Linked DNA regions of Homo sapiens: region 2 is linked to region 1. A link is an interaction called in ENCODE POLR2A ChIA-PET data of the cell type or tissue named here. Cell type or tissue: B cell. All regions are shown on one strand. Region 1 has its middle 13 kb from the start of C4orf36. Region 2 overlaps AFF1 (ALF transcription elongation factor 1).

The links. Peaks named below come from ENCODE experiments on the same cell type or tissue, not always from the same donor. Only the 100,000 strongest peaks of a DNase experiment are listed, where the experiment ranks them.
Region 2: POLR2A ChIA-PET joins it to region 1 with 5 read pairs; 2 of 35 experiments call an interaction of 5 or more read pairs at or near these places.

Annotation. Positions count from the first base shown.
Region 1 is chr4:86,901,458-86,909,457 of GRCh38, reverse strand. It overlaps a transcript of C4orf36 not described here. Among named protein-coding and RNA genes, the nearest start is that of C4orf36, 13 kb to the right of the region's middle. In B cell, no CTCF peak of the experiment used is centred here; a DNase peak (open chromatin) is centred at 1,117; H3K4me3 peaks cover 803 bases; H3K27me3 peaks cover 444 bases.
Region 2 is chr4:87,035,566-87,043,565 of GRCh38, reverse strand. All of the region lies in intron 2 of AFF1 (ALF transcription elongation factor 1), which reads right to left. Among named protein-coding and RNA genes, the nearest start is that of AFF1, 100 kb to the right of the region's middle. RefSeq lists enhancers at 3,712-4,463, 5,617-6,117, 6,118-6,618 and a silencer at 4,482-4,631. In B cell, no CTCF peak of the experiment used is centred here; a DNase peak (open chromatin) is centred at 4,545; H3K27ac peaks cover 2,074 bases.

The sequences.
Region 1 (8,000 bases):
ATTTATTTACCAGCTGACTTCTACCTTCCTGCAGCCGGTTTGCTGTTTGTTATGTAGGAAAATTCTAGTGCTGACACAGGAGACCACTCAAAGAAGCTTTTGAGAAGTTGCAAACGGCTTGGGACCTGAACAAGCACTTTTGCTTAGAATCTTTACTTTGATTTTGACACCTTCAGCCAAGTGTTGGTGTCTTGAGAATTCTCTTTCATCACTTCTTGACCCAGCTCCTCATATGTAATGGTGTTAGCTTGGCTAAGTTGGAACTATAGTTCCCAGAATCCCCTTCCCTGAATAATTTGTGTTAAAAGTTAGAAAAAGAGGAGCCTGCATGAGATATGGGTCATGGGAGATAGATGTGAACCAGCAGCCATTCTATGGGAGAAGGACACAGAGAGATTGGCATATCCCAACTTGTCCCACTCCCCACCACATTGAGAGACAGGTAAAGGTGGGGGTGAGTTCCATATGTCCTTGCTGTCTGCTCCACACCAAGTACAAGCACTTCCTCCCAAGTACAAGCCCTGATCACTAAGAGGGATCCCGCTGAGTTTCCACTTGGACAGCTGGAAGCCTGGCTTCTCACACTGGAACTTGCCCACCTGTGCCAGGAGGGCTGGTTAGTGACTTTTCTTTGATCTTCCGACGTCTGAGAATTCAGACCCTGAATTCTCCAGATTCTACAACAATAGTGGGTAGTAGTCATGTCTTGTTTGCTATCCCAGAAGTTATCACAGCTTCTAGCATATAATTAATTCTCAATAAACATTTACTAAATAAATGATCTTCAGGAGGGAGGGAGGGAGAGAGAGAGAGTAAGGTTGAGGAGGGGGAGGGAGGGGGAGAGAGAGAGAGAGAGAGTGTAAGTGTACTTCTCTTATTGAAGTGGCCCAGATGGTGGAAATTCTCTTCTGCACACTTTTGGCTAAGAGGAAAAGGTGCTTTCCAATCTCATATTACTTACTTTTAAAAATAATTCCACAAGGCACATTCCAAAAAAAAAAAAAAGACACTGTTGAAATAGAGAAACGAAAGTAGCTTGCTTGCTTAAGATCCCAGGGCAAGAGAGGAAGTAAACCAAAATAGAACTTGTAGTTACGTTTTCCTTAAGTATAACTCAAATCTACTCAGCAGTTCACTCAATTTTATCTCCCTCCCTTTATCAAACCCACTTTCTTTCATCATCACTTCTTCTGCCCCTACCCATAAACACACATATATGCTCATCCAAACACCAGCAACGTGTGTGTGTGTGTGTGTGTGTGTGTGTGTGTGTGTGTGTGTGTGTGTGTATGTTGAAAGTATAGTTCTCCAAAGGGGAATACATTCAAAACAATTCAACAGATACTTATTGAGCATCTATGTGTAAGAAAAATTGTGCTCTCTGCAGGCAAAGCAAGGATGAGTAGGGAGCAAATGTGTTGTGGCCCTCCCACTGGAGAAACTTTATACAAATTATTTGATGTGACACCATTTCTTTTTTTCTCTTTTTTTTTTTTTTCTGAGGCACAGTCACCCAGGCTGGAGTGCAGTGGCATGATCTCGGCTCACTGCAACCTCTGCTCCTCGGGTCAAGCAATTCTCCTGCCTCAGCCTCCTGAGCAGCTGGGATTACAGGCGTGCGCTACCATGCCTGGCTAATTTTTTGTATTTTTAGGATAGATGGGGTTTTGTCATGTTGGTCTCGAACTCCTGGCCTCAAGTGATCCACCCGCCTTGGCCTCCCAAAGTGCTAGGATTACAGGTGTGAGGCACCACACCTGGCCTGATGTGATACCATTCTTGGTTATTACCAAACTCCTGTCCTTAAACAGTGCCCTGTCTCTTTTTCATTCCTCCCTTGAGTCTTTGTGTTGTGTTTCCTCATGAAAATACCCCCAAAGTAGCTTAATGAGATTTAGCAGAAACAGATCTTCCAGGTCATGGCCCATTCAAGACAACATTTTTTTCAACTTCTATTTTAAGTTCAGGGGTTCATGTGTAGGATGTGAAGGTTTGTTACATGTGTCATGGGGGTTTGGTACACAGATTATTTCATCACCCTGCTATTAAGCCTAGTATCCATTATATCTAGTTATAATATTTTTCCTGATCCCCTCCCTCCTCTCCAAGAGAACATTTTATTATTCCCTAGGCAGGTGGTTCTTAACATTTGCCAGTAAACTTTTAACTGGGAAGCCTCTTTAAAATGCAGAATCCTGGGCTCCACTCCCTATCGCCCTTTTCCCTACTAAAATTCAGGATGTCTAGGAAATTTGTATTTTTCACAAGACTCTAAGTGATCATCTCACACCAGTGGTCTCTGGGCCACTCTTGGAGAAATGTCTAAAAACATCTGACAGAGAATCACCTTAAACACTTACTTGTAAAAAGCTGATTCTTTTTTTAAATTTTTATTTTAATATTTATTTATTTATTTTTGAGATGGAGTCTTGCTCTGTCACCAAGGCAGGAGTGCAGTGGTGCAATCTTGGCTCACTGCAACCTCCGCCCCCTGGGTTCAAGCAATTCTCCTGCCTCAGCCTCCCTAGTAGTTGGGATTACAGGTGTGCACTACCATGCCTGGCTAATTTTTGTATTTTTAGTAGAGATGGGGTTTTGCCATGTTGGCCAGGCTGGCCTCAAATTCCTGACCTCAAGTGATCTGCCTGCCTTGGCCTCCCAAAGTGCTGGGATTACAGGTGTGAGGCACCGTGCCCAGCCAATTCTTTTTTTTTTTTTTTTTTTTTTTTGAGACCGTCTTGCTGTGTTGCCCAGGCTGGAGTGTAGCGATGCGATCTCAACTCCCTGCAACCTTCACCTCCTCCCCAGTTCAAGCAATTCTCATGCCTCAGCCTCCCAAGAAGCTGGGATTACAGACATGCACCACCACACCCAGCTAATTTTTGTGTTTTTGGTAGAGATTAGGTTTTGCCATGTTGCCCAGGCTGGTCTCGAACTCCGGGCCTCAAGCAATCTGCCTGCCTTGGCCTCCCAAAATGCTGAGATTACAGGCCTAAGCCACCATGCCTGGCCTAAAAAGCTGATTCTTGATCCCTGGCCCATACTATCTGAATCCGAATATTTGAGGTCAGAGCCTGGTAATATGCATTTTAACGTCATTCCCCACTTAATTCTTATGGATTCCAGAGAGCTTCCTCTGAGAAGTATTGTTCAATCTACTCTACATTAAAGGCCATAAAAGCTCTCTGTAGAGAGAAATAGAAACATGCAGGGCCCTCCTCTTTAATAAACATTGATTTTAAAATCCTTCCTAATCATTAGAATTTGTTCCCAGTTTATTGCGGATCTGAGCATATCCCGGGAAATGGCTGAGTTCTGAAGGTCAGTGGCCCTTATGCCCTCTGAGGTAGTCAGGATTACTGATGGGCCCATCCCACCTAGCCCCGGTTTGCTGACTAATCATCTTCAGGTTCATCAAACAGGAATCAGAACCTCAGGGCCAGGAGCGGTGGCTCACGTGGGTAATCCCAGCACTTTGGGAAGCCAAGGTAGGTGGATAACTTGAGGTCAGGAGTTCAAGACTAGTCTGGCCAATATGGTGAAACCCTGTCTCTACTAAAAATACAAATAGAAAAGTCAGCTGGGCGTGATGGTGGGTGCCTGTAATCCCAGGTACTCGGGAGGCTGAGGCAGAATTGCTTGAACCTTGGAGACAGAGGTTGCAGTGAGCCAAGATTGTGCCATTGCACTCCAGCCTGGGCAACAGAGCGAGACTATGTCTCAAAAAAAAAGAAAAAAAAAAAAAAAGGACCTCAGAAGCCTAAGTGGTGTTCAGAACCATCTTCCTGGATAATGGGGACTGTGGTTTTTCTGGGGCCAACCTCAGATCACCACTTGTCTTCCCAACTCTACCCCAAAACTCTGTCTAACATTTCATACCAGATGCAAGGTTTCTTTTCTTCCTTGAGACAGGATCTTGCTCTGTCACCCAAGCTAGAGTGCAATGGTGCCATCATAGCTCTCTGCAGCCTTAATCTCTGGGGCTCAAGCAATCCTCCCACCTCAGCCTCCCAAGTACCTGGGACTACAGGCACGCAACTGCCACATCTGGCTATTTTATTTATTTATTTATTTATTTCGAGATGGAGTCTCTGTTGCCCAGGCTGGAGTGCAGTGGTGTGATCTCGGCTCACTGCAACTTCCACTTCCCGGGTTCAAGTGATTCTCCTGCCTCAGCTTCCTGAGTAGCAAGGACGACAGGCATGTGCCACCATGCCTAGCTACCTTTTTTTTTTTTTTGTATTTTTAGTAGAGACAGAATTTCACCATGTTGACCAGGCTGGTCTCAAACTCCTGACCTCAAATGATCCGCCTGCCTCGGCTTCCCAAAGTGCTGGGATTGCAGGCATGAGCCACTGTGCCCAGCCTAATTTTAAAATATTTTAGTAGAGACGGGGTCTCATTATGTTGCCTAGACTGGTCTCGAACTCCTGGGCTCAAGCCATCCGCCCACCTCAGCCTCTCAAAATGTTGGGATTACAGGCGTGAGTTACCGCAACCGCCCCTCATTTAGTCTTAATTACCTCCTTAAAGGCCTTATCTTCAAATATAATTACATTAGGGGTTAGGGCTTCAACGAATGAATTTTGAGGGGGCACAATTCAGTCCTTAACAGCAGCTACGTGTGGCATGTTGCTGCTTTGTAGCTTCTCTTTTGGAGAATTATGAACTCCAAGTGTACTTTTCGAATCTGTAATCATTGAACTTACAATTATTATTATTATTATTTAGAGATGCGGCCTTTTTATGCGGCCCAGGCTGACCTTGAACTCCGGGGCTCAATCAATTCTCCTGCCTCAGCCTTTTGAGTAGGCGGGACTACAGGTGTACACCACTGCTGCCAGCTTACAACTTTTTTTTTTTTTTTTTTTTTTTTTGAGACAGAGTCTTGCTCTGTCGCCAGGCTGGAGTGCAGTGGCGCGATCTTGGCTCACTGCAACCTCCCCCTCCGAGGTTCAAGCGATTACCCTGCCTCAGCCTCCTGAGTTGCTGGTGAGAGGTGACAACGTGTTACCAGCCCTCGCTCACTCTCCGCGCCTCCTCGGCCTTGGCGTCCGCTCTGGTCGCACTCGAGGAGCCCTTCAGCCCGCCGCTGCGCTATGAGGGCCCCTCTCTGGGGCTGGCCGAGGCCGGAGCCGGCTCCCTGTGCTCGCGGGGAAGTGTGAAGAGAAACGCGCGGGCGGAGCCAGGGCTGCGCAAGGCGCTCGCTAGCCGGCGCGGGTTCCGGGTGGGCGCAGGCTCGGCTGGCCCCGCACTGGGCGCGGCGGCCGGTTCCTGCTGGGCTTGATCTCGGGATGAGCTCCTTCTGGGCTACCGGAGTGCCCAGGCTGGGTGACGCAAAGTCCCGGCGAGTGCCAGCGTGCCAGTGAGAGGTGAAGCTGGCTGGGCTTCTGGGATGGGTGGGGACTTGGAGAACTTTTCAGCCTAGCTAAAGGATTGTAAATGCACCAGTCAGCACTCTGTGTCTAGCTAGAGGTTTGTGAACGCACCAATCAGCGCTCTGTGTCTAGCTAAAGGTTTGTAAACGCACCAATCAGCGCTCTGTGTCTAGCTAGTCAGTGGGGACTTGGAGAAATTTTGTGTCTAGCTAAGTAATTGTAAATGCACCAATCACCACTCTGTCTAGCTCAAGGTTTATAAACGCACCAATCAGCACCCTGTCAAAACGGACCCATCAGCTCTCTGTAAAATGGGCCAATCAGCTCTCTGTAAAATGGACCAATCAGCAGGATGTGGGTAGGGTCAGATAAGGGAATAAAGGCAGGCCACCAGAGCAAGCAGCGGCAACTTGCTTGGGTTGTCTTCGATGGTATGGGAGCTTTGTTCTTTTGATCTTTGGAATAAATGTTGTTGCTGCTTTCTCTTTGGGCCTGCGCCACCTTTAGGAGCTGTAACACTCACCATGAAGGTCTGCAGCTTCACTCCTGAAGCCAGCGAGACCACGAACCTACTGGAAGGAATGAACAATTCCAGATGCGCTGCTTTTAAGAGCTGTGACATTCACCATAAGGGTCTGTGGCTTCATTCAGCGAGACCAAGAACCGACTGATTACGGGGACACTGGGTCTACAGGTGTGCACCACCACACCCAGCTAATTTTTATATTTTTTAGTAGATAGGGGGTTTCATCATGTTGTCCAGGATGGTCTCGATCTCTTGACCTCGTGATCCACCGGCCTCGGCCTCCCAAAGTGCTAGGATTACAGGCGTGAGCCAAGCCACCGGGCCTGGCCACTTACAACATTTTTATAAACAATATTTTAAAGCAATAAATCTCCCTTTCCTCATGGAAGAAATGTGAAAATTCTTGAGGCTTCCTTTTCTTGTGAAAATAGCACACAAGGAAAGATGCATAAACATAAATGTACAGTTTAACAAATAATGAGAAGGCAATTATCTCTAAAGCTGCTAACCAGGTTAAGAAATAGAACACTGCCTGCAAGTCAGAAGCCACCATGTACCTTCCAAATCACAGCCCCCTCTCTCCCTTCAAAGGTAACCACTGTCTTGTCTTTCATGATATTCACTGTTCTTTATTTTTTTTTATTACACTGTTTGGCATACAGGGTCCTCAGTGAAAGAAATAAAGATTCCATATGATTACGGAGCTCAAATTCTAACAATAGATGATGATCAAAACAATAAACATAATAAACTATAGGATGTTAGAAGGTGATAAGTGCTGAAATAGATTAGAGCAGGGTAAGGGGGTTGTCAGCACAGGTGTCAGAAGCAGCAGTTTTGAAAAGGGTACTTGGCAAAGCCTTGACGGAGGTGGGCAAGTTATCTGGATGTTTGGAAGATGGATGTTGCAGGTAGTAGGAACAGCTAAGGTAAAGGCAGGTGGTGGTGTATTAGTTTCCCAAGGTACCACGCTGGGGGATTCACAATGGAAATTTGTTCTCTCCCAGTCCTGGAGGCTATAAGTCTGAAATCAAGGTGTCAGCAGTATTGGTGCTTTTTTGGAGGCTCTGAAGAGAGTCTGTTCATTCCCTTTTTTTTCTTTCTTTCTTTCTTTTTTTTTTTTTTTTTTTTTTTTGAGAGTCTCATTCTGTTGCCCAGGTTGGAGTTGCAGTGGCACGATCATAGCTCACTGCAGCCTTGATCTTCTGGGCTCAAGAGATCCCCCTGCCTCAGCCTTCTGAGTAGCTGGGAACAGGTGCATACCACCATGCCCAGCTAATTTTTAATTTTTTTGTAAAAGAGATGGGGTTTCACTACGTTGCCCAGGCTGGTCTTGAATTCCTGAGCTCAAACAATCCTTTCGCTTTGGCCTCCCAAAGTGCTGAGATTACAGGCATGAGCCACCACACCTGGAGTAATTCCTTATTTCTTTTACCTTCTGATCCTTGTGAGCAACCCCTAGCATTCCTTGGCTTGTGGACACATTGCTCCAGGCTCGCCTCTATGGTCACATGGTGTTCTTTCTGTGTATCTATATGTGTCATAAGTACACTAGAGATTAGATTTAGGGCCTATTCTAAACCTGATTAGATGAGGTCACCTGCAAAGTTGGCCTGATTAGATGGTCATTTGCAAAGACCCTATTTTTAAACAAGGTCACATTCACATGTATAGCATGTATAGGGAGTTAGGACTTCAACATATCTTTTTAGGGGACACAATTCAACCCATAGCAGGTGGGAGTATGCTGGGCAGGCTTAAGAAAGAGCACGAAGGTCATGGAGGGAAAAGCAGAGCAAGCAAATGAAGATTGGTATGAGTGGAGGTTATAAAAGCTGTGTGTGGCCGGGCGCGGTTGCTCACGCCTGTAATCCCAGCACTTTGGGAGGCCGAGGCGGGCAGATCACGAGGTCAGGAAATCGAGACCATCCTGGCTAACATGGTGAAACCCCATCTCTACTAAAAATACAAAAAAAAAATTAGCCGGGTGCGGTGGCGGGTGCCTGTAGTCCCAGCTACTTGGGAGGCTGAGGCAGGAAAACAGTGTGAACCTGAGAGGTGGAGCTTGCAGTGAGCCGAGATCGCGCCACTGGACT
Region 2 (8,000 bases), 130 kb before region 1:
AATTCCTTCAATTATTTTATCATTTTGGTAATTCCTCTTGTTGGTTCAAAAGATCATATGCCATTAGCATATAACCATAGAAGCCAAGTAAGCAGGCTGATTAGGAAATCACTTTTTCCTTCAAACTTGTTTTATAGCCACTTTGAGCCAGTTTTTGCAGGGAGGAGCTAAGCAGGCAACCATCCTCTGAGCATCTAAGCTTCTATTCTCCCAAACTATCCAGTGCATGCACCTTGCAGCAGTCAAGACAGGCCTATGGGTGAGCGGGTGGGGAAAGCTTACCATGGGCATGTGCTTGTCTGCTTGGCTATTCTCACCACCAAGGGAGTTCTCCCCTCTCTGATATGCCACTTAAAACAGCAGAGCCCCTATAGCCAGTCAGTGTTCACAGCCTTAGGCTCCGCTTCACAGGGCAGAGCTCCGCCCCTTCTAAATAAATGCTACCTTTGTCTCAGAGAAGGGAACTCCAAATGGCAATTCTCAGTCCAGGATCCAAAAGGGAGGGTGTGAACAGTTACACCTCAACTAACAGGCTGCTCAGAGTCCTCAATTTTCTCATCAATTCCACACACTCAATTTTCCTTTAACGAAGTTACATTACTAAAATATTTTTAAATCAATCAACTCAGCCTTGTATTAGCCTTATTTCAGCATCAGTTGGGTTTCTCCCATACTTCCAGATTTTCATTCCAAAATACTGAAAATTGCCACAGAAATAACCAGAAGAACACAATTAAGCCATTCTTTCACAGAATTCCTAACACTGGTTTATTACTATGTGATTCTAAAATCAAGAATTCTCCCACAGGGAGGAAATCCTATTAAATTAAGGATTCTAGTTAATTAAGGTTTTACTTCATTAGTGTCAAAAAAATTTTTTTAAACCCACGTTAAGATTTTATCGGCAGACATGTAATTCTACACCTATTTCGAGACAAATTTTCTTTTTATGATTCACCATCACCCTTCAACTAAAAGCCCTATAAGTAGTGAGGTGAAAAAAGACATCATGGATATCACTGGTAGGATGAGTTTTATGAGGTCCAGGCTTTGTGAAAGACACTTGCTCTCCCCACACTGTCCAACAACTCCCTCTTGGGTGGAACTCACAAAAGCTCCTGGGCAGGGCAGAGGAAGACCGAAGAGGCAGGAAGTTCACAGAGTAGAGGTAGGCTTTGAGCCCCTGCTCTGGGTTGCCTCCTTTCTCCTTGCAACTAAATTGTTTTGCCAGTCACATTAAATAGCTTTCTGGTTTCTTGCTGCAAATTTGCAATGGCTTAGGGAATGATCTGTTAAAAGCTCCCAGGCAAATCTTTTGTGAATATTTTCTTTTTCTTGGTTCCATTTTGAGATAAAGGAATATGAAATTTTAAAAATAAACCCACTATTCATACCATGAGTAAACCTTTGTTGAGCCTATACACATCACTGTTTAAACCAAGGTGTAAGCAAGGAAGGGGCAGATGGGAAAATTTTTTAATGAGGGAATTTTAGGAGGCGGCAAATACCCTACATGATTCACAAACTCTGTAGCAACTTTTTTTTTTTTTTTTTTCCAGATGGAGTCTCGCTCTGTCGCCCAGGCTGGAGTGCAGTGATCTCAGCTCACTGCAACCTCTGCCTCCTGGGTTCAAGTGATTCTCCTGTCTCAGCCTCCCGAGTAGATAGCATTAGATGCACCCGACACCACGCCTGGCTAATTTTTGTATTTTTAGTAGAGACAGGGTTTCACCAAGTTGGCCACACGGGTCTCAAACTCCTGACCTCAAGTGATCCACCCACCTCAGTCTCCTAAAGTGTTGAGATTATAGGCGTGAGCCACCACGCCCAGCTGTCAATAATCACCTTTCAATAACTATAAGTTAACTGTCACTTTAATAAAGGTGTCTTTTTTTTTTTCCAGTCCTGTGTTAAGGAAAAATGTATCCCAACATCAGCCTGGCCATTCTTTCCCACTGTTCCGAATAGAATATAGTGAGTTACAAGTTCTCCTTAGCTGATTTTAGATGGTACTTTGCATTAGCTAAGAGGTTCTCAAACCTGAGTCAGTTAGCTGGAGGGTTTGTCAAAACACAGATCACAGAGACCTACAGAGTTTCTAAGGCAGTAGGCCTGACATGGGCCCCAAGGCTTGTATGTTGAACAAGTTTCCAAGGGATCTCCAGGGGTAAAAGACAGCACATCCTTTTTGGGGCTTACCAAAATACAAAAGCAATGATAACAGCAGCAGCAGCCTGGCCAAGGAATGACATCACTTAACATGTTAGTCAACACTGATTTTGGCACTATCACATCAGTTTTCTATTTAATTTTCACAACAACCCTGTGAGAGTGGGATTATTAACCCCATTTTCCAACTGAACGAAAGCTAGCTCAGAGATTGACTTGCGGCCAGGTGGGGTGGCTCACGCCTGTAATCTCAGCAATTTGGGAGGCCAAGGTGGGCGGATCACTTGAGGTCAGGAGTTCGAGACCAGCTTGGCCAACGTGGTGAAACCCTGTGGCTACTAAAAATACAAAATATTAGCTGGGCGTGGTGGCGCACACCTGTAATCCCAGCTACTCAGGAGGCTGAGGCAGGAGAATCACTTGAACCCGGGAGGTAGAGGTTGCACTGAGCCGAGATCATGCCACTGCACTCCAGCCTAGGTAACAAAGCAAGACTCCATCTCAAAAAAAAAAAAAAAAAAAAAAGCAGGGCATGGTGGCTCACGCCTGTAATCCCAGCACTTTGGGGGGCTGAGGAGGGTGGATCGCCTGAGGTTGGGAGTTTGAGACCAGCCTGGCCAACATAGTGAAACCCTATGTCTCTACTAAAAATACAAAAAATTAGCTGGGTGTGGTGGCAGGCGCCTGTAATCCCAGCTACTACGGAGGCTGAGGCAGGAGAACTGTTTGAACCTGGAAGGCAGAGGTTGTTGCTGTGAGCCGAGATTGCGCCACTGTACTCCAGCCTGGGCAACAAGTGTCAAAGTCTGTCTCAATTAAAAAAAAAAAAAAAGGGTGAGGGGATTGACTTGCTCACAAATGGTAGACCTGAACATTCACCAATGCCTGGCAAGAAAGCTTATACTCTCAGCCACAGTTCTGCTAGCAAAGCTGTCAGGCTGCGTTAAATAAAGCAGTGAAGACAAAGAAGGTGTGCTAAAGTGTGCTAACTTATAACCACTCATATTTCTTTAGTCTCAAAAAGGTACACATCAACAATTTAGTATCATCTCCGCCAGCAGGGTCATCTCAGAGCCACAAAATTGATGTTTGGTTAAACTGATCCACACAGGCCTGTCCTTGAGGAACGACCTAACAGAGGACCCCTTTGAGAGAAGGATGGCCAATGGCATGAAGCTGCTCTTTCAGTTATAAAAACTGTGGGCCGGTCACAGTGGCTCACATCTGTAATCCCAGCACTTTGGGAGGCCGAGGTGGGAGGATCACCTGAGGTCGTCAGGGGTTTGAGACCAGCCTGGCCCACATGGCGAAACCCTGTCTCTACTAAAAATACAAAAATTAACCGGGCGTAGTGGCACGTGCTTGTAATCCCAGCTACTTGGGAGGCTGAGGCAGGAGAATCGCTAGATCTCGGCTGCAGTGAGCCGAGATCGCGCCACTGCACTTCAACCTGGGCTACAGAGCGAGACTCCATCTCAAAAATAAATAAATAAATAAATATAAAAACTGTGTTACAATTCTTGTTTCAGAGCCTCTGATGTGCCCCTGGGAAGGAGGATGCAAAGTCTGACCACTCCACAGACACCATGAGTTCTACTGGAAGTCTGCAAAAATCTATTTAAATAGGGAAATAATTCTCCTTTCAGTAGCCAAGTTCTTGCCTTCAGATCATATACTACTGTCCACCATCTTTGAGGTTCAACCTGATGTATCAAAAGATCTCTACAGAATTCATCAAGCCACCTCCTCCACATTTGTATTTTAGTTAAGTGAACTAGAAATGGGGAGAACCACAGGCTTCAGTGTCCAGTGCCTGGTGAGATCAGTCACATGTGAAAACTCACCTGCAGAACATAAACACTCAAGCCATGAAAGGGGGACTGTGCCACAGACGTTTCACTGACCGAATCCACTAACTCAGCACAAGAGCTTGAATGAAGCTTTGGAAAGCTAAAACGTGCCAGAATGCTCTCACTTTCAGAAAGGTGGTGAAAATCCTGAGGAATTCAGAGCTGCCTGTTCAGCCCCTCAATACAGTCATTTAGTCAACCCCATGCTGGGGCCTGTCAGGGCACATTTACTGACTTTTCAAATGCTTCTTGGGGGTAGGGATGGATGTGTTTAAAATATTGTGGTAAAATGTAAGAAATCACAACTCTGTAAGGATTAGTGAGAGTGATTCCTTTTTCTCTTTCCTTCACACTAAAAAAGGAAATAGCATATGTGGATGAGGAAAAGATAGTAACAGAAAGGCCCAAGTTGGGCATGAGACGTGGGGCAGTGTGTTGGCTCTGGTATCATCTGGCTGTAAGCACCTTCTCCCAGGCTGGAGCCCATGGGCCCTGCTGCTAAACTAGGTTAGTCATGCGGGATTGCTGAATGCCATTCGGTGCTTCCATGGCAACTCACGGCCCACAGGGCTGGCTGTGCACAGCTGACTACCCATTTATCACCCTTGACTGGTCACTTCACATAGGCCTTCCTCTGATACATGTCACCAACTCTCTAGAATTCGAGTTTAAATTTTTAACTCTCTCTTGGATGACAGAGTGTGATTTCTCCTATATATTTATCTTCATAAGGATGGAGACATCTGGCAGGAAGGAAAGGGAAAATCCTAAAATCAACAGTGTACATTAACTCTGGAAAGGATTAAGTCTTATTACTGTTTAGAAGCACTATGCCATTCTGATTTGAATGTACAAAGGATAGAGCAACAAATAAACACAAAAGTTCGGCAATCCCAGCTTAGAGGATGGTGAGATAGAGATCTGTCACAAACAGGGAGGCAAAAAGACAGGATGCTAGGGTTCTTCCACACCATGTAAGTGACTTTTTCATTTTAAAAGCCACATCTCAACTTTCTAAGTCCATCTTTTGGCCTTTTGTTTCCACATTCCCCTATTCCTACCATCTAACATGCGGGAAACATTTTTCACACATTGGCTTTATGAAAAAGCATCAACATACCTCCAAGCACAATACTAGTTTGACTTCCAAATACAATTTAAACATGAGAAATCAAAGTGACTCCATGTCTGAAGGCAGGATAAAATGTTGCTTCAAAGAAGGGAGATTTTTTTCGTCTCTCCATCCATGTGAAAGAATTTGTAAGAGACTTTCTCATAATAAAAATCACTCAGCTAAATCGTCCCAGGGTTTTCACTCTCAATAACTAACATGAATAACATTCTTAAAATTTATAAAGAAAGTAATCAGAGACTTAATCCTAAAACAAAGTCTTACAATCTGATTTCATATTAAAAATATCAGCCAACTACAATGACAAAACAGCACGATGTCAGTTGTTTTCCTGGAAGAGCCCCCAGGGGATTATCTCAATGCATTAGCACTCTCTGCTACTCACTTCTGTTTGCCACAGAAGGCTCAGTCTTATTATAATTTATTATAGTATTTATTTTTAAAGTTTTATGTGACCCCATTTTGCAAAATTAAATCAACCTTGAAAACACTGCCCACATAACTTCTTGCCATTCTCTAGGAGGGTGATACATGACAGTGAAATTTACATTCTTGGTACCCATCATAAACACTCTCCAGGACTCAGAGCCAGTAAGATATTTTGCATATCTTAAATGCATCCTGCAAGTTTTAAATTGAGAACGACTCTACACTTGGGCAAACGTGACTAAAAAGTCACATCAATTCTAAGGAGAGACATGTTAATTTACCTTTCAAAATGAACTTGCCAGGTACTTCTGTATGCCTATTAATATGTAGCAAAGGTCTGAAAGGATACATTTCACAAAAACCTACCAAGCAGGGCCGAGAGCAGTGGTTCATGCCTGTAATCTCAGCACTTTGGGAGGCCGAGGCGGGCAGATCACTTGAGGTCAGGAGTTCAAGACTAGCCTGGCGAACATGGTGAAACCCCATCTCCACTAAAAATACAAAACATTGGCCGGGTGTGGTGGTGTGTGCCTGTAATCCCAGCTACTCAGAAGGCTGACTCAGGAGAACTGCTTGAACCCAGGAGGTGGAGGTTGCAGTGAGCTGAGAACGCGCCACTGCACTCCAGCCTGGGTGACAGAGCAAGACTCCATCTCAAAACAAAAACAACCTACCACCAAGCAGCATGGGATTAGGGTGCAGAATGTTAAGTGGTGATGTGGTTTGGGGAGCATTTTGTTAACGTTGTTTTTAAATTCTTTTCACAATGAGAAAGCATCTATTATTTGTATAAAAGTTCTGATTAAAAACTAAAAGAGCCTCATATACTATAGCAACATCAGACTGGGGATAAAGAAATACTGGAGTGTTAATCATTTTTGCAGTAACTCTCATTAGAAGCTCTGAAAACTGATTTTGGGTTCTGAACTCAGTCTTAGACTGTTAGCAAGTAATTTTAGATCCATCTGCGTAAAGCAGAATCTCAAATTAGCTGGGCATGGTGGCACACTCCTGTAGTCCCAACTACTTGGGAAGCTGAGATGGGAGGATCACTTGAGCCTGAGAGGCAGAGGTTACAGCGAGCCCAGGTCACACCCTGCACTCCAGCCTCAGCGATGGAGCAAGAAGCCGTCTCAAAAAAAGGGGGGATGGGGGAGGGGAGAGAGAGAAAAAAAGCAGATACTTGCTGCCATATTAGAGAATATGTTCTAACATTCAAACACCAGTAGCTGATGTTTCTTAACTGGGGTAGTTAATATAACCCATTTTGTTTCTCTTAATAGATCTCATAAGTCTATTTTGAGAGGTATTTTTTACCTTACAGATAGAAAAACACAAGAACTTGTCTTCCTCATCAATTGGTTTTTAAGGGAGTAAGGAAAACTGTGTGGTTGGACATACATAGCTCCAACAGAAAAGTAGCATGACAGAGGGAGAGGAGACAGATGAGCTAATGTATTCCCATGTGCAGCACACCAAGCCTCTCATCTTCCAAACATATTTTAAAAATAAAAAACTAGTACTGAGTGAGCAAGGCCAGCACGTATATAGAACAATTACACAAACCACACCAGTGAAAAAAAATCACTTCTCACCTCAAAAGTCTGGCAATCTACAGCTAGGGGTTAATAAAACATGTCTTTATGTTATATGCAATGTCAGCGTATTGATGTTACTGACAAATTTCAGAAAATTCAGTCCCTGAGACTGATGTCAAGTGCTTACCAGCAGTCAAGCAAGGGGATATACAGAAATTACCCTCCACAATGGCAACAGAGATAAACCAATTTTTTTAACCTGAGATAAAGTCTGTCACCTGACTAGTTATTTATGTCTCCCCTTTAGTTGTAAAGGCCCCTGGTGAGCACAGCTGCACAGTGCCTCATTGGCACTGCTCATTTGGCACCAATCAGAAATGTGGATACGTGTTGGCTCTTCTCCTGCTCTTCTGGTCTGTACTAGGATCAACCAGAGTGCTGGCCTCATTACCAGGCCACTCATGTCACACTATCAACTGACCCTGAAGGACCACATCTCATACCTGCAAAATAATGAGGCTGGTGAAAGTCTCTCATGACAGCCACAAAAATTAAAAATCCTACAGTTACAAACTAAGAATGTAGACAAGCAAGCTTAAAGTCTTTTTCTTAATGCTTTCTTCCTTTAATTCATTCCCCAACTTTTAAAAAATGTTTTGGGTATTAAATCTATGAAGCATCCAACATTCAAATAAAATGGACTTCACTTCTCATTTGGAATGTGGCCCCGAGAGGCTCCTCTTTCTGGGTTGTCCATCTCCACAAAGCTGCGTCACTGATTTTTCTAAAAATCATAAACCTGATCTTGTTATTCACCTACCTAAAACCTTTCTGGGAGCCCTGGTGCCTACAGGACTAAAGCTCCTGAGTATTTTTTTTTTT